2 separate regions of the Homo sapiens genome follow, and region 2 is linked to region 1. The links are chromatin loops, found by intact Hi-C in ENCODE. Cell type or tissue: prostate gland. All regions are shown on one strand. Links, peaks and the distances in the headings refer to the core of each region. The heading gives the core; the rest is flanking DNA.

Region 1 (8,723 bases), core at 3,196-5,695:
AATCCCATATACGCATACTAAACTGGTCTCATTTGACTTCAGGGAAGCATAGCTTCTGAAGCACTAATCCCAGAGAGCCTAAACAGGAAGGAGCTTAGGGGAGCAGGGAGGTAGGTGAGGCAGCTGGGGAGTCAAGAAGGAAAGAGCTGTTTCTGGGCCACTGATGGGAGGTCCAGCACAGGCTCAGCTCTCACCTAGAAAGTTGAGGTCAGCAGGATTAACAACAGCAAAGCAGTGGTCCAGGGAGTATTGCATTGATTCTAGGCTCTAGAATCCTAGCCCATCTACCCTGACAAGTCCAGGATATTCACAGTCCCTGTGGAGTAAGAAAGCTCTGTGCATCTGTCCCAGGTTAACATGACCTCACACTAACATGATCCTAAGGCATCTGACGTGCCCACATTCCATGCTGCATATGTGGTAGAAAAGTGGCCCTGCCATCTTGCAGAAGTATTCAGCCTAAGACGCCCCTATGTTTCAGGGCCAAAAAGAGGTACTGAGATTTCCTCACCAAATGCCACCTTGTTCTCTGTACAAGTGGCCAGAATGGTCCTGTACAAGTTGGATTTGAAGGTGCAGGTCACACCTGTGTTCTGCAAGGCACGTAGTCTGCCAACAGCAACAAGAACTCGGTCTTCCACATGAGTGTCTGATGAATTTGAAACTAATCAGCCAAAAAGGCCATTCTCCAAACATTTGGATTGGTAAACCCTTAATTTCCCAGAACACATATATTCTCTGCTAAACACACAGCCTTTGTTAATGATAATGACAGCACCTTTATCACTGGAGCCATATGTGCCTGGCTGTCTCAGAAAGGCCAAGTTCAAGCCTCCCTGAATCATCCCTTTCAGCTCCCACCCTCTGTTCTGTTTGAAGGTGACACTGGGCTTCTGAGTCACAGTCACTAGAGCCCAAGCATCATCTAGGAGCACTGATGGAGACAGAAGGTTTTAAATGTCAGCCATTTGGACAGTGCCCAGCCAAGATGGCCAGGGCTGGAAGCATCAACCACCTGGTCATAGTCACCCTCCAATCTAGCAGCCCCCCACCCCCTATAATCTGTCCCCTTGTAATTCAGTTCATCAGATTGCACTGGCCCTTTGGGTGAGTTAATGATGAATAAGATGTGGGTCTGGCCTCTCAGAATCTAGAGGGAGAAGAAGGGCACGCACACAACCAGCCAAGACATAAGGCAGCTGTGCCGGGTGCTCCATGTGAAAGAGATGGAAAGGAAATGATACCGAGAAATAGGCAGGAGGGACCGATTTGACTTAGAGACTCTTAAGAAAACACAGCATTTGAATCAAGGCTCTGAAGGAGCCTTAAGAAAGGGTCACAGAGCCTGGAGAACAAGGACATGAATAAACCAAAGACACCGAAACTCAGTCCCAACTTTCCCTTGGAGAGGCCACAGCAGCACACTGGTGTCTTTCCCGAGTGTTTATGGAGAACCTCTGTTTGGGTTTGTTTCTGCCAGATGACAGGAATTTCTTGCGGCTGCAGAGTGACAGCCAGAGAGAGGGCCAGTATGCCCGGCTCATCAGCCCCCCTGTCCACCTGCCCCGAAGCCCGGTGTGCATGGAGTTCCAGTACCAGGCCACGGGCGGCCGCGGGGTGGCGCTGCAGGTGGTGCGGGAAGCCAGCCAGGAGAGCAAGTTGCTGTGGGTCATCCGTGAGGACCAGGGCGGCGAGTGGAAGCACGGGCGGATCATCCTGCCCAGCTACGACATGGAGTACCAGGTGGGGTGAGCAAAAAGGGAATCTTGTGATCCGTATTTCAATATTTCAAGGGCCGAGCCCATTCATCGTTAGGGAACGTGGTTAAGCGCTACTGTTTTCATTGTGTTTCTCACGTTGCCATGGCAACTGAATGACACTCTTATTTGTTATTCAGAATATGCCTATCTCTACACCCAGACTTGGTTCTTTGTTCCTCCTGTTGCCTTTTATATTGCTGAAATCTTCTCCAACAAATGTTTCTCCTCTCCATTTTATTTTAGATTGCTATCAGGTAGGCTGACAAAGGGACACAGAAGCCAGAGAAATAAACACAAACAAACCCTCCACACACAAGGAAAGAGGCCTGTGGAGCCCCTTCAGATCTGGGGAGGAAATAGGATAATCTCCCAGACCTGTCCCAGGCAGCAAGAACACAGGAAGGGGAGCGGGGGCTGTTGGCGCTCAGTGGCCGGCAGACATGAGAGGCTCCAGAGTGAGTGCTCTCTCTCTCTCACCAGCTCCCGGAATGGAGTTCTGTTATCTCTGCCCCACAGAGCAGGAGACTGAGGCACAGATGGGTATGTTCAGCCGTGGTTGCAACTTGGGTAGGAGTAGACACACTGTGGAAGAGGTGACTGAGAACCAGCCAAAGCATTAACCTTCTCCTCCCCAGACGAGGAGCAGCAACAGATGGCTGGTGCAGCAGCCAACTGCTCACCCAGCTTGCCAGAGGACATGTGCTAGTTTGCAGAGAGGAACCTGGGGAGGGCGAGCATGAGAAATGACTGAAGACCACAGAGCCGAGGGGCTTCTGTGTACAGCCTGCAGTCCCTGTCCCTTGAGGTTGCAAGGCATCCTGAGACCTTCCCCACCCCCATCTGGGTTCCCACTTACTCACCTGAGTGTGTTGTATTGTAACTACCTGTTTGCATTTGTGTCTCAGCCATTAGATGGGTGAGCTTCTCTGGGCAGAGATCTTGTCTTACTAGGTTTTGTTACTATCCTTATGTCCAGGGCATAGTAGGTGCTCAGTAAATGGCTGGTGAAAAAACAAATTCTTTTCCTCCTAGTTGTAATAATGAAGCCCTAAGGCAACTTATAATAAGGAGCACAAATCAAAACCTATGTGCTGTATTTCTCACATTACCCCCACCTACTTGTGTCTTCTGAGTTTTCAAATACCTGGATTGGGCATTTGAAAGATTTATGAGACAGGAACCTCGAAAATAGTGAGGGAAGTTTCAACCCCCCTTTCAATAGTCTCTGATTATGGCCCTTTTAATCAATACATTCTAGTTACTGGACAACAATATCCACCCCCTTGTTATATTTTCTTATCCCCTTAAATATGCGTTTGATTTGAACAAACTCATTTTGAATTAAGATTTCAAGAGCTGTAGCCATGTGGTCAACAGATGTGTACCAGGTGCAATAACACACACACACACACACATACACACACACGCTTTAAGCTGCAGCTAACAGAAACTTGGAAATCCTTGCACCGTTTGGACTAGGAGACTCAGTTAACCATGGCTCTTATTCTTCCGGCTTCTAGATTGTGTTCGAGGGAGTGATAGGGAAAGGACGTTCCGGAGAGATTGCCATTGATGACATTCGGATAAGCACTGATGTCCCACTGGAGAACTGCATGGGTATGTGAATATCTGTCTCTTCATGGTTCTTTCAAATAAGACCCCAAGGGCTGGGATAAGCAAGAGGAGGCAGGACACCATTTTCCAATGCAGTCGTTACCCAGTGGGTGGGGCAGCCACAGTCTCTGCAAGGTAAGGTGTGGGTGTAGTTGTGTCTTAGGCTGGGTTCAGGGTGGGAAGGGGTGTGAGGTAAGGGGACGGCTTATATCCCTGTTCCCAATCAGAAATAGACATGCACTAAGTACATAGAGGTTCAGGGTGCCAAGACCCCCTCAGCAAACCCCAGCTTTTAGCAAAGAAAATGCTAGAGGACGAGAGCAACTGCCAGTCAAAATTATATGCTGGAAAGGTTTGATGGATTTAATGGAAGCCTTCACTGGTGAGCAAAAATAGTACATATGTTATGTAAGAGTGATAACACAATTACCTGAGTAGTTATTTTACATGAATGAATTGCAGAGCAAACTGTGGCATTTGAAGTAAGATTTCAGATTTTTCTTTAAAACGAATACCTCTAATGCCCAAGATCCCAAAGTTGTTGTAGGATTAAACATTGCAGGCCAGGTGACTGGCACGAGAAGGATATCATAACCATCATCTTGGTCAAAAGCACCTGAACAGCCAGTCCACCTGAGAGGCACGCATTTTCTTCAGGGTCTCCTGCTGCAGATGAGGTCACCCTGGCTGTGTCCCATCAGAGCCATGGACATTTCCCAAACCAAGAAAGGAACCCTGAGAAGGCATGAGGGTTGCTTTCAGTCAGCAGAGTGGCTGCAGTAACTCACCAACTGCCTTTCTTGGCACACGACCCCTGGTGTGTGTGTGCTTGATGATGTCAGAAGCACCTGGGACCACCCCAGTCCCTCCGGGCAACTCTCAGGCCCCAGGCATCTAAAAGTAATCCAGGCTCTGAGAAAGTAATCAGCAGTAAGTAACTGATTACAATACTTTAGGGACCCATTTCTTGATGAAGGACTTTTTGTTCCAAAGCAACTTTGAGAATCCCCCCTCCTCCGCCATCACCACCCCATGATGATGATGTGTTAGAGCCAGCCTAGAACATGTGGAAGATGGGGGGCCCTCTCCATGGAGTGGTACAAAAAAACCGAGTGCAGTCATGTTTATCATCATATTCATCCAATTATTCACTCTATGTTCACCCAATTGTTTCTTGCCTTTAACTAAGTCCAATTTTTTGTTTGTTTTTTTCAGAACCCATCTCGGCTTTTGCAGGTGAGAATTTTAAAGGTAAAAAAAAATTTTTTTTTTGCATGCTTTTTCCTTCCCCCATGTGATGTGAATTTGATGGGGGGAATCAACCTCCAAATTTGTCAAATCTCGCAAGAGAAAAGAGACGCCACACCTTCCTGCCGCTAGATGGCACTAGCAACACCTGTAGATGCGGGAAGGGGATTGAGAGCCTCACTGTCTCTTGTTTAATTAAAGTTTAGAAACCTATTAATAGAGACAAATAGGTTACAGATAAACCTTTCAGCCTTGCATTGTCCAACGGGGAGCAATGAGGCTGAAAATGCAGGGGTGGTGAGAAAGGAGAGACTGTGGGAAGACTGAACCAAAAAAAAAAAAAAATCAGTATAAATTAAAAGTGAAATGAGGTGGCAATGATTTATTTTAGCCTGAAGATGGTTTCTTTCCAGTTCCAGGGTACCAAGGCAGCGGTTTCAGTTAACCACAGAGCCGAGGGGCTTCTGTGTACAGCCTGCAGTCAGTACCTGCAGTCACCATACCTCAGTGAGGTACGGTGGCAGGCTGCTTGTAAGAGAAGGAAGTTAGGAAAGAGACACAGAAGTGGTGGCCTCAGGAGAAAGAGTTGCCACATTTAGGACCCGGTGTCCAGTCAAGGGAATAAGGAGGTGCATTCGATGACTGGAGCTAGAGCACTTTAAATGCAGGACTGAAAATCAGAAAGGACGTGTTCTCCCCCGAGAAAGCAGAGAGAGCAGAGCAAAGTGAGAAGAATTGGGGATGCTTGCCTCATCCAGGTTATAAAAAAAAAAAAAGGCCTCCAGCCTTGGGTGATGGCAATGTTGTTTGTGCTGTTACAATGCAGCAGATTTTACATTTTGCCCTCTTTGCAAACCTATTAGCGGACACTGCTGAAGTTCCCACACCGGTTTCTAATGCCAAACATTTAGGAGCCACTCTAAATGCGTCACTGCAGTTGGCCTGAGTGTAAAAGCACACACAAAAACACCCTCACCAAATGATGGGGGTTCTTCATGACCTGTTTGATGCCAGCAATTGTGAGGATTGCTGTGCCCTCTTTGTACTGGCTGGGCTTACCCCTACAAGTGGCAGCATTGCAGAGATAAGGGCAGCCATTTTTATATCTGCCGTCTAGACTCGTTATCTTCACTCTCATTAATCTGTCCAGCTCTGGGCTAGAAAGAGATGAATTCCTGGTTTGCCACCTAGATATGCTCCCTGACTCCAAATCATCTCACCCAATTTGCCACTCATCAGCTCTAAGACAGCCAGTGAGGAACAAAGCTGCAGACGACAGGGGAATGACAGACCGACATAGAATATATTGCCTTTCTTACCCTTCCTCGTGTCCCTGAACCCCATGCCCACTCCCTGTACCACAGTTCTAAAAGTATTAAGAGTATTCATGTGCATACACTGGTGCTCTCTGGGGGTGAGGTTTATGTTAATGTAAATCCAAAGTATTGGAGGAAAGCTGAGAGCCAAACTGAACGACTTTGGATTACAGTCGAATTCGAGTTCTAACCTTCAGGACCCAAGGTAATGCTTATGTTGGTGAAGTGAAAGCTGTGGATGTTGTTTCGCCTGACTCTCTTTGGGTTGTGGAGACTCACAGCTCCCAGAAAGGCTGGGTAAAGACGTGCCAGCAGCTGCTGCAGACACTGTTCTGTGTGCACACCGTGTCGGGCCATGACTGACAAGTACAGTGGCTAAGTGCTAAGTGCTTCACTTCCGTAAGAGAATAAGCAGACCAGGGCACGTACACTCTCCTTGAAACTGTGCTTACCATGAGGCTTCACAGGCCAGTCATGCTCTCTTGTAAAAAATATATACATAAAATCTCATCTGAGCAGCAGTGCTCATTTAGCCAAAATAAACACAGGGCTTAGTAACTTGAAGGTAAGAATTTCCAGGGTGCTCCTGGTGGGCCGCTTTGAGGCTAAGCAAAGGCAGTGCACAAGTTGCATGGATTAGGCCATGGCTTTCGTCCTGGAGGATGGCAAGCATCTTTGGGAAGAAGAAACCAAGGCTTGGGGAGCAGAGACTTGGCCAATGGACACAGTAAAGAGCAGAATCTGAATTGGGAATGGAGAATTTCATTCACCTTGGCACGTTTTACATGGAGATCTGAGTTGGTAACCAGATGAACCTAGTGCCATGGGTCTCTTCTTTCTGGCTGAGACCTGTTTGACCACAGCATGCAACTCTGCCTTGAGCAAACTTTTCTGTTTGAGAGAGGAGAGGACTGTGTGTTCCATCTAACCTAGTGACTCATATACTATTCCTCTTATGGTCAGGACAGCAGGAGTCCTCTCTTGATCCGGGCATAAAATCAGCCTTTTCACTCAAAAAATGGAAACAGAGAAATCAGGGGGCAGGCAAGGTATGGAAAGTTGATGTTGAAACACTGCCAACCATAGGCATTTACATTGTTATACATTTTTCAAATTAGAGTGTTTTTCTTTTCCCTTATAAATTAATCATGCAACAAAGGTAATCTCATTCTTTGGGAGCAATCACTGTACAGGTAAATCTTTAGTGAAATACAATAAAAGTGGCCTTTGGACCTGGAGTTATTAGATGGTCGCAATCTTTTATATTTGGAAGTATCTTTCATTTTCCGCCTCTTACTGATTTCTTGCCATGCAATATTATTTTAAATTTAAATCATCCTGTGTTTTCTGCTGTGTGTGTGTATATACATACATACACACACACACACACACACACACACACACACACAGACACATTGTGTGCCAGGATGTGAGTCAGTAATGAAGAAAAGCCTGGAAGAAAAAGAGATCTGTGTTGAGAAGGGAGAAAGAGAAGAAAGAATGAATAAACTGTGTTGTCATGTGATTTTTTAAAAAGACCCTTTTTTGTGGTTGTTATGAGTCACATTTTAAACAATGTAGCCTGGGTGTGCATTCTTTTCTTTTCTTTTTTAAAGCAGTGGCTATAAACATGGTGCCGTCATGTATCTTTTTCTAGGATTTGAGCTTTAACAAATGAAAAACCGTGTGTATAAAGGGGGGAAAAAGAACCGAAAAGTGGTGTAATTAAGGTGATGGATTATTTCCTCTTACCCAATACTTTCTTTTTTCAATAAAGGAAACAAGAACAATAAAGAAGCCAGTAAAAATATATGAAGCCCATAATCAGAGTTCTGGGGTTTGTTGACCAGGTGGTTATTTTTAGCAGCTCACCTTGGAGGCAAGAGTTTTTGTTCGTGTTAGAGGCTGTGGTTTCTGAGCAGAGCACGGGCAGAGAGACGATCTGGTGCCCTACCTGTTAGAGACTCACGGAAATCCCAGCTGGGTGCACCTGTGGAAGGTGGTTGTCAGAGGGAAGGATTCAGAATGACTGTCCTACGCTAGTGGATGCTAAAAGGAACATCAATGTCTCCCGTTTCAGCTGGGAATGTGGGGTTTATGACTCAGACCATTCCTAAGGTCCAGGGGCCCCATTTCTCGGGTCTCCCTAGGTGCCTTTCTGCAGTTCTCCACAGTTCTCATCCAGACAAAACCAGGAGAAAGTGCACATCCACAGCTGTCTCTTGGGCATAGAGGGGAGCAGTATTAAGAGAGGCCCATTTTGGGGGTAATGCTGGCTGGCATTTGACTCTATTCCTTAGGCTTTAAGTTCTGTTTCTTTGGTGCCAACTGGCCAATCTCTGCATTTTGCACCCCCTTCTCTCCTTTCCCATTCCCACCCTCACCCTCTATTGCCTGCCTCCCAAGGCTTTGTCCACCAGGGTAAGGTCCCCCATCCCAGGGCCTGGCCTCACATTCCCTTTCTCCCTGGACTCCCTTCCTCCCACGCCTCCTTCTCCTAGAAGCACTTCTGAGATGCAGAGAGGGTTAAATGGTGCTTTTGCACATAACCGTCTGATGAAAGGCAGAGAAGTGTTCCTAACCCCTGCCGGGGTTCCAGATAGGCAGCTGTAGTGTGTGAATCCTCCTCCTTGCCCCCACCCCCTTATGTCTCCAGCTGCCAGATTAAGGCTAGGTGTTGCTGAGCAAGAAAGCATGGAGATCAGATGTGTGAAGCGGGTAACTGCTTGGCGGCCATCCTTCCCCAGGGGACACAGAGGTGTTCTTTGTGAGGTTCGCTGGAGCA
Region 2 (8,723 bases), core at 2,854-5,353, 120 kb after region 1:
CACTGACCAACATTGATAAACATCTAATACCTAGTATTGGTGAGAATATGGGGAAAAAAGGCCCTTTCATGCAATGATAATAGGAGTACAAACTGATACAAACTTTCTGAAGCCAATTACAGCAACTCACATCAATAGTCTTAAAAGTGTACATACCCCTTGACCCAGAAATTTTACTTCCAAGAGTTTATCTAAGGAAAGAATCATGGATGTGTGCCAAGACAGATACCCAAATACATTCATTACAGCATTGTGAATGATTAGCAAAAGTTGAGGGGGGTGAGGGAGGAAGACCCAAATACCCAACAAAGAGAACTAAAGAAATGATGATAGAATACTCAGAAGCCAGGGCTGGCACAGTGGCTCACACATGTAATCCCAGCACTTTGGGAGGCTGAGGTGGGCAGATCACTTGAGGTCAGGAGTTCGAGACCAGCCAAGCCAACGTGGCAAAATCCTGTCTCCACGAAAAATACAAAAATTAGCCGCGTGTGGTGGCACTCGCCTGTAATCCCAGCTACTTGGGAGGCTGACGCAGGAGAATCGCTTGAACCCAGGAGGAAGAGGTTGCAGTGAGCCGAGATCCCACCACTGCACTCCAGCCTCAGCGACAGAGCAAGACTCTGTCTCAAAAAAAAAAAAAAAAAAAAAAAAAAAGAAGTACTCGGAAGCCACTGACAATGACATTGTAAGGAGTGAAGGACTCAAGAAAATTTTTACAACGTATTTTAAAATTTAAGACGCTGGTTTCAGAACACAGGGAAATTTCTAACATTCAATAAGAAAAATGCCATAGAGACACTAAAATATTATAAGCAGCCATCCCAAGCAGTGGGAATAACGAAGAGAAGAAGAAGTCCTCCCTCAGCACCTATGACCAACCCGATTCCTGAGGGTCGGCCCAGCCCAGGCACCACACAGGATGGAGATCACACCCCCTGCTTGCTTCTCTGCTCCATGGTTTCTAGGTTGTTCATGGAGTAAGGTCTTCTCCTTGTGAAGATCAATTTCAGGGAATATTTATGCGACTACTCCTGAAAATGCCTATAAAAACAGATTTTTTTTTTTCCAAATGTGATTTGTTCTTTGACAAGTACAGCAAAGCAAGAAAACACTATTTTTGGAAACAAATGGAATATATCCAAAAAAACTGTGGAATGTAGTGGTAGAAACAAATACATTTCTATATTTGTGCATCCACTTCTCTCTTCCCACCTAGCGTTTGCCAGTAAGGGAATAATCTTTGTAACCTCCAAAAATGTCACAGGAGGGGCATAAGTGACTTGTTTCAAGGGGCAGGCTTGAGTGCCATGAAAGTGGGATTCGGCTCCAAGCCCTGAGGCCGGCACGATCTTCAAAGTTCTACAGAGAAGAGACCGGAGGCCTTTTTGTTATGTTAATAGCCTTTAGCTTAATGCTTTTTGCTGTACTCTTTGTTTTGGAGAAATAAATTAAAGGTGTTAAGCTGAGAAGGGTTATAATTGATTTCCTCTTTGTGCTTTTCTATATTTTCCAATTTTTCTAAAACAGATATGAATTACCACTGTGACTAGGTTACTATTTTTTTAAGAGAAGGGTGAGGTGACCGCCACAGCTATCTCATGGCATCATTTCAAGTGCCCTGCAAAGATCTCCCTTGACCCCCGAGGTGGCCTGAAATACTTTTCACTGAATATAGGGACCTTCATTTCAATGAGATAAAGTTTAAAATTCAAAATTCTGGACCAGAGATGGGAAAGGACATATCTCTATTTGCACACTGTGGTAAAAATGACTAATAATACTTTGCTGGGCTGTACCTTGGGAATGGGCTCTTTATTTAGGGGTTCATAGCTTCAGCCTCCTAACTCCTTTTTTTTTTTTTTACCCCCCCACCCCCCGAGACAGAGTCTGGCTCTGCCATCCAGGCTAGACTGCATTGGCACAATCACAGCTCACTGCAGCCTCAACCTCCCGGGCTCAAGCAATCCTACCACTTCAGCCTCCTAAGTAGCTGGGACTACAGGTGTGCGCCACCATGCCCAGCTAATTTTTGTATTTTTTGTAGAGATGAGGTTTTGCCATGTTGCCCAGGCTAGTCTTGAACTCCTGGGCTCAAGCAATTCACTCGCCTCAGCCTCCCAAAGTGCTAGGATTACAGCACAAGCCACCATGCCTGGCCCCTAACCCTAACACAACTCTGTAGGTCAGGGGTCCCCAAGCCCCAGGCCATGGACCAGTACATGGACCACTACTGGTCCATGGCCTGTTAGGAACCAGGCTGCACAGCAGGAGGTAAGCAGCAGGTGAATGAGCAAAGCTTCATCTGTTTTTACAGCTGCTCCCCGTGGCTCCCATTACTGCCTCAGCTCCGCCTCCTGTGAGATCAGCGGCAGCATTAGATTCTCATAGGAGCATGAACCCTATTGGGAACTGTGTACCCAAGGAATCTAGGTTGCATGTTCCTTATGAGAATCTAATGCTTAGTGATCTGTCACTGTCTCCCATCACCCCCAGATGGGATTGTCTAGTTGCAGGAAAACTCAGGGCTCCCACTGATTCTACATTATGGTGAGTTATATAATTATTTCATTATATATTACAATGTAATAATAATAGAAATAAAGTGCAAAATAAATGTAATGGGCTTGAATAGTCCCGTAACCATCCCCACACCCTGGTGGGCCCATGGAAAACTGTCTTCTGCAAAACCAGTCCCTGGTGCCAAAAAGGTTGAGGACCACTGCTCTAGATCATGTGGGTTGATTTTGCTCTTCCTTATCACTAAAGAAAAATGAGTACCCAGCCATTGGTCATGTGTGGGCGAGAATGGTGCCTTACAATTAAACCAAAGAGCGCTGTGCATGGCGCTGCTCTCCCTTAGCTCCAGTAGAGGCGTGGGGTCAGCTTGCTCAGCTCCCTGAGTCTGGGTTCCCCCTGTCCCTTGGTCTCAGAAAGGTACTGAAGCCCCGCATTCAGCTGGATGAGGAACCTCTTGGACCTTACTGTTCCGCAGAAGTGACCCTAAAGCCGGACTCACTGCCCAGGTCCACTTGAATGGTCTCATGGGTTGCTACTGAAATGGCCCAAGGTTTGAAGCCACTAAGAGCGGGCATCAAATCCTAGCTACCCTCCTCATCTGGGTCACCTTGGCCTCGCTCTTCACACTCTCTGACCTCAGCTCCCTCACTGGTAGTGGAGGACATGGGTCAATACACTGTCACTATTATTGAAAGCTCAATACATTGTGACTATTATTCATGAATTCTTTAGCTGCCTTATTTCCACTTCCGGATGCAGACTTGTTTACAGCCCTGAATATAAAGGAATCAAAGACCAAGAACCTGATGACAATTAGGTTATATTTGTTACAGTTCTGATCATTTTTCTCTTCGGGTCCACTGATCCACAAAAAATACGTATATAAATAACAGGCAACCAGGTGCCTTATGCAAGGGGGAAAAAATCTTAAATAATCTTGTTTTTGTGGGTTTCTATTTTCCAGAAAAAAATTAATAAATACAAAAGGATTAATTTTTCTGCTTTAACATTTTTTAAGTGCACCAAAAACTTTGTTAAATACACAAGTAAATATATGTCACTTTAAAAAAAATTATAGCCAGTGCAGGATAAGAGAGGGAAAATCCATTGGAAAAGAGGGCGCCGCGGGACAACCCTAGGATAGGAGATGGAGCCATGGATGGGCCCAGAGCTGACTGTGGCATCCGAAAGATACGCAAGGAAAAGCAGTGAGGGGGCTGTAAGGAAGAGGTGGTGAGGGAGTCCCTGAGGGAAAGGAGAGGCTCTGCAAGGAAGGAGAATGACGGGGAAGGCAAACGTCTCCTCCTCCCTCCCACACCCTCTGCCGGTTTTCCCGCTCTGCCTCCTGGCGCCCTTTTCCGCCCAGAAAGCAGGAGCCCGCCTAGTCCTTCATGGCGGGAGAACAGCGCCCTCGTGTGGACTGCCGGGTTCTTGGTGCTAGAGGCAGTTTGGGTCCGTTGCCTTTTCACTACTCCGGACACACATTGTTTTTCAGCAAATGAGAAAGCCGCATAAGCAGCATCCCAGGCAGTTTCTTTGCAGAAAACTTGGTAAGGATCAAACAGAAATAAGCCAAGTGCAGCGATTTCCCTCACCCACATCATTCACCTCCGGCAAGTATCTGACTCTATTTCTCTTTCCAATGCCCAACTTCGGGGGTGCTCATCCCAACAGGCAGTAGCTCCTGTAGTAGCCCAACCGTGCATCCCTGAGAGGCGTAAGGGCAGGGAGCTGGCAGAGCCATGGGGACATACGTGGGGACAGTCTGGAAGGCGACGTGATTGGCCTAGGATGCGAAGGGTCCATACTGACGTAGAGAGGGGCTGGGCAACCTCTGGATGCACCAGAAAATGCTGTGCTCTCCCAGGGCAGTGGGGGATTCACACATAGGATTCCTCCATGGCTCTGGTGTTGCTGGAAATACTTCTAGAAACGCCCATTCAGGAAATGGAGGGGTGCACAAAGATTTCTTTACAAAGGTGTCGTTTGCAGCTTTATTTGTAAATCTGCCATTTTGGAAGCGGCCTAACAGCAAATAGGAGGGGCCTGATCAGATACACAGCGCTGCTCCCATCAGTGGAATGCCGTGGAGACATTAAGAATGATGTGGCAGGCTAGGTACCATGGAGAAATCCCATCTCTACAAATAATACATATATATATATATATATATATATATATATATATATATATATATATATATATAAAATGTATATATATAGCCGGGTGTGGTGGCGCACACCTGTAGTCCCAGCGACTTGGAAGGCTGAGGTGGGAGGATCGCTCGAGCCCAGGAGGTAGGGGCTGCTGTGAGCCGAGATTACGCCACAGCTCTCCAGCCTGGGGACAGAGTGAGACCCTGTCTCAAAAAAAAAAAAAAAAAAAAAAACCCACAAGATACCGCATCCAGCCATTCACTTCCAACCTGTGCACTGCTCTGCGGTCATATGCTTTCCTTCTATTAAAAATAATAATACTAATACATTTAAAAAATAATGCAACAGTCTATTTAATGGCAAATGGGCACATATGCTCAATGTCATGTTAAATGTTAAAAATACAAATCTGAACATGGCATTATGGTGTAGATTTGTCTTTCTTAACCCCACTTTTAGTTTGTTCTATCATTTTTTATGTGCCTTTGTAATCCATGCTGAATCCTTTAGAATAAAATGGAGATTTAATAAATAAGGAAAATTATATGTACACTAGATCCACCTTCCAAAATGTATTTATGCACTTAGAGAGGAGGACAGAGAGAGAGAGGCACAAGATAAGTGAAAAGTACAATCCTGAAACATTGTGACAATCCTTACCTCTAGCTAAGGATGGTTGGTCATTTTTATTTACATATTTTATATTTGTTTTCATTTTCTACACTGAATAGGGTTTACTTCTTAAATCAGAAGAACAGTCCATTTTTTTCAAGAAGCAGAATTGTGGCCTAGCCCACCTGCCTGCCATTCCTACCCATGTCTTAGGCAGGTGAGCCAGGCAGACTCTCTCGAAGCGAATCAGAAACATCTTGGGAGGTTCAGCTGAAGGAACAAAGGACTCCTCGCATCCAGGATCTTCCAATGCCAGCATTTGAGCGATGCCCTAAAGAACCAGCCTTGTCCCACACAGGAGGTACCATGTGAAGCTGTTATTGATTGTTTACAGGTTAGTATAAAAGGATTTATCGGTGTCATGTAATAGTTTTGAATAGGGCTTGGAGTCCGGGCTCAGAACTTAAATTCTCACTCTGTTGTTCACTAATGTTTGATTTGGAGTGATGACTTATTCTCCTCATCTGAAAAGTGGAGATGTAATCCTTATACCTCTCAAGATTGCTGAGAAATTAAATGTGGTAGTCAGGCTGCACCATATGAAGTTGGTGGTTTTGTGGGTGTGAAGTGGGTGATCCCCGGCCATTTCTGGTTCAATCCGTGTACATTGGGAGCTCAGCACGGTGCTGGCAGGTGGTCAGCGCTTGCTCAGCCTCCGCACGGTTCCACCCCCATTCCACAGATCAGGCTGTACAGGGCCGAACGTGGGAAAAACAGGGCTGCAGGAAGGCATGCAGGGCCTGGGAGGGAGTTGTGGGGAGGAAGGAGGGAAGAAGCCTCAGAACGCCAGAGGCTCTCAAAATGCAGCGTGGCCAAAGCTGATGCAGCGTCAGCCTCCCTCTTGCCATTTTAAAGATACTCCACCCCCAAACAAACACACACACCCCTCACCCTTCTGACCTCATTAAATTTACTTCTACATGGCATAACTTTCTTCCCCAGTCTGAGCCCTCTGGGATCCACCTTGTGACCTCAGAGGGCTAACGTCACAATGGGGACCCTGAACCCTCACTCCAGCTTCTCCCCTGGGCACAGGTTTGCTGGCAGGTGCCAAGGTGGTAGGATATGCTTCCTCCCAACCTGGGGAAGGTGCAGAGGCTGTGACTGAAGCAGCCTGGCATGGTGCTCCCCTTGGTCCTAATTAACTCAGTTATCATAAGTTCCATTGCATCCAGGACTGAGATACCCAAGTCCAAGGAATGGGGAACCATTAGAGACACACTGGCGGCGGGGGTGCAGGAAAAGAGAAAGCCACCACTAGTCAACCTGGTGGGACTTCCAAGGAAGGTAATTCAAGGTTAGGCATTTTCTTGGGATATCAGAGTCTGAATCAACTTTCATCTGAAATGAAAGGTCCTGCCCTGCCCCAGCCAGAGCTGCCAGTGCCTCCGCCCCTTTAATAGGGACTTGGTGCTTTCTCAGTGCCACCCATGAAACTCAAAACTGAGTGGGGGCATTCCACTGATGGTTTGGGGGTTCAGTGAGAAGGGAGACGGGGTGTGGGAGAAATGGTGGTTTCAAAGACTCTTCCATCCTTGGGTTAGCTACTCTAAGAATAACATGTACAACCATTAGAAGGAAGATCCCCATGGCTCATGTCATTTAAGGCCCTAACCAGCCCTGTGTGCAAGAGTCATAGCCATTTTTAATGGGCACATGGGCTGAGAGATCATGGGCTAAAGATCATGCCCAAATTCACACACGAAAGATGTGAGAAGCCAGGACCCAAACCCACACTCCCTATCTCAAAATTCATTCTCTTTTTGAATTGCCACAAATTTGCAGGAGAATAATTGTTCTAGGATAGAGATTCTCAAACTACAGGGCAAGAAACCCTTGATACTGCCAAGTTATGTCAAGGAAGCTGCTAATTCAGATTGGACATTAAGTATGGCCCACAAACTTAAAAAAAAAGAAAAGAAAAAAAGGTATGTCTTGCCCAATCACCCCTTCATGCATCAATCCAACTGCTATGTACCAGCATTTTTCGAACATCTATAGATGTTGTTATGATGATTAAGATACAATTCATTGTATTGCTGCTTCCTGTTGTTGCTTGGTTACTGCAGTAACAGGCAACCACACAATTCCAGTGGCTTCCAGCACCCAGCATTTATTACTCACCTGATTCCATCCTGGCTGCAGGTTGAAGCAGGCTCTGCTCTGCTCCACGTGTCTTCTCATTCAGGTACCCAGGCTGAAGGAGCAGCCTCTGACTGTGACATGCTGCATGAAACCTAGCTAAGCCACACAGTCGCATCTAATCACATGTCCTGTCATGACTGATAAGTGGGGGTGGATGGCCACTTCAGCTACTGGAGGCACAGGAAGGGCAGGGATGTATTTATTTTGAAAGCAAATCATCATGACTGGGTGTGTGGTTCACACATGTAATCCCAGCACTTTGGGAGGCCAAGGTGGGCAGATCACTTGAGCCCAGGAGTTCAAGACCAACCTGGGGAACAGAGTGAGACCCTGTACTTACAAAAAAAAAAATTAATTAGCTGGGTGTGGTGGTGTGCACTTATAATCCCAGCTACTAAGGAGGCTGGGGTGGGAGGATTGCTTGAGCCAGGGAAATCAAGGCTATAGTGAGCTACGATCATGCCACTGCACTCCAGCCTGGGCAATAAAGTGAGACCCTGTCTCAAGGAAGGAAGGAAGGAAGGAAGGAAGGAAAGAAGGGAAGGAAGGGAAGGAAGGGAAGGAGGGAAGGAAGGAGCGAGAGAAAGGAAGAAAGAAAATAATCATGAACAATAATGCAATCTACCACTTTATACATTTTTTTAATATGAGACAGGGTCTCACTATGTTGACCAGGCTGGTCTTGAACTCCTGGCCTCAAGCAGTCCTCCCATCTTGGCCTCTCAAAGTGCTGGGATTACAGGTGTGAGCCACCATGTCTGCCCTTTATCCATTTTTTCTATGAGCAAATACTTCAGGTAGAACTATGATGAGGAAGCCCTCACAGTTAAAAAAAATATTGGGAGACTCCTGTTAGAGGAGATAAGTTGAAAATGTAGTTCTACGCTTATACCTTAGACACTGTTGGTGGGAATGCAAATTTGTTCAGCCCCTGTGGAAAGCAGTTTGATTATTTCTCAAAGAACTAAAAATAGAACTACCATTTGACCCAGCAATCTCGTTACTGGGTATATACCCAAAGGAAAATAAATTGTTCTACAAAAAAGACACTTGCACTTGTATGTCCATTGCAGCACTAGTCACAACAACAGACAAGGAATCAGCCTAGATACCCATCAACGTGGACTGGATAAAGAAAATGTGATATATTTACACCATGGAATACCACATGGCCATAAAAAGGAATGAAATCATGTCCTTTGCAGCAACATGGATGCAGCTGAAGGCCAT

Evidence for each region. Peaks named below come from ENCODE experiments on the same cell type or tissue, not always from the same donor. Only the 100,000 strongest peaks of a DNase experiment are listed, where the experiment ranks them.
Region 2: it touches region 1 in a loop (4-fold over the local background); 91 of 110 quality-filtered maps call a loop at or near these places.

The regions. Positions count from the first base shown.
Region 1 is chr2:205,762,194-205,770,916 of GRCh38, forward strand. NRP2 (neuropilin 2) reads left to right here. Exons shown (of 17, transcript NM_003872.3): 13 at 1,481-1,743; 14 at 3,281-3,377; 15 at 4,590-4,610. Among named protein-coding and RNA genes, the nearest start is that of NRP2, 84 kb to the left of the region's middle. In prostate gland, for the core only: a CTCF peak has its summit at 4,754 (motif pointing right); a DNase peak (open chromatin) is centred at 4,758; H3K27ac peaks cover 700 bases.
Region 2 is chr2:205,881,865-205,890,587 of GRCh38, forward strand. No RefSeq gene overlaps it. Among named protein-coding and RNA genes, the nearest start is that of INO80D-AS1, 200 kb to the right of the region's middle. RefSeq lists enhancers at 5,530-6,030, 6,031-6,531. In prostate gland, for the core only: a CTCF peak has its summit at 3,931 (motif pointing left); a DNase peak (open chromatin) is centred at 3,917.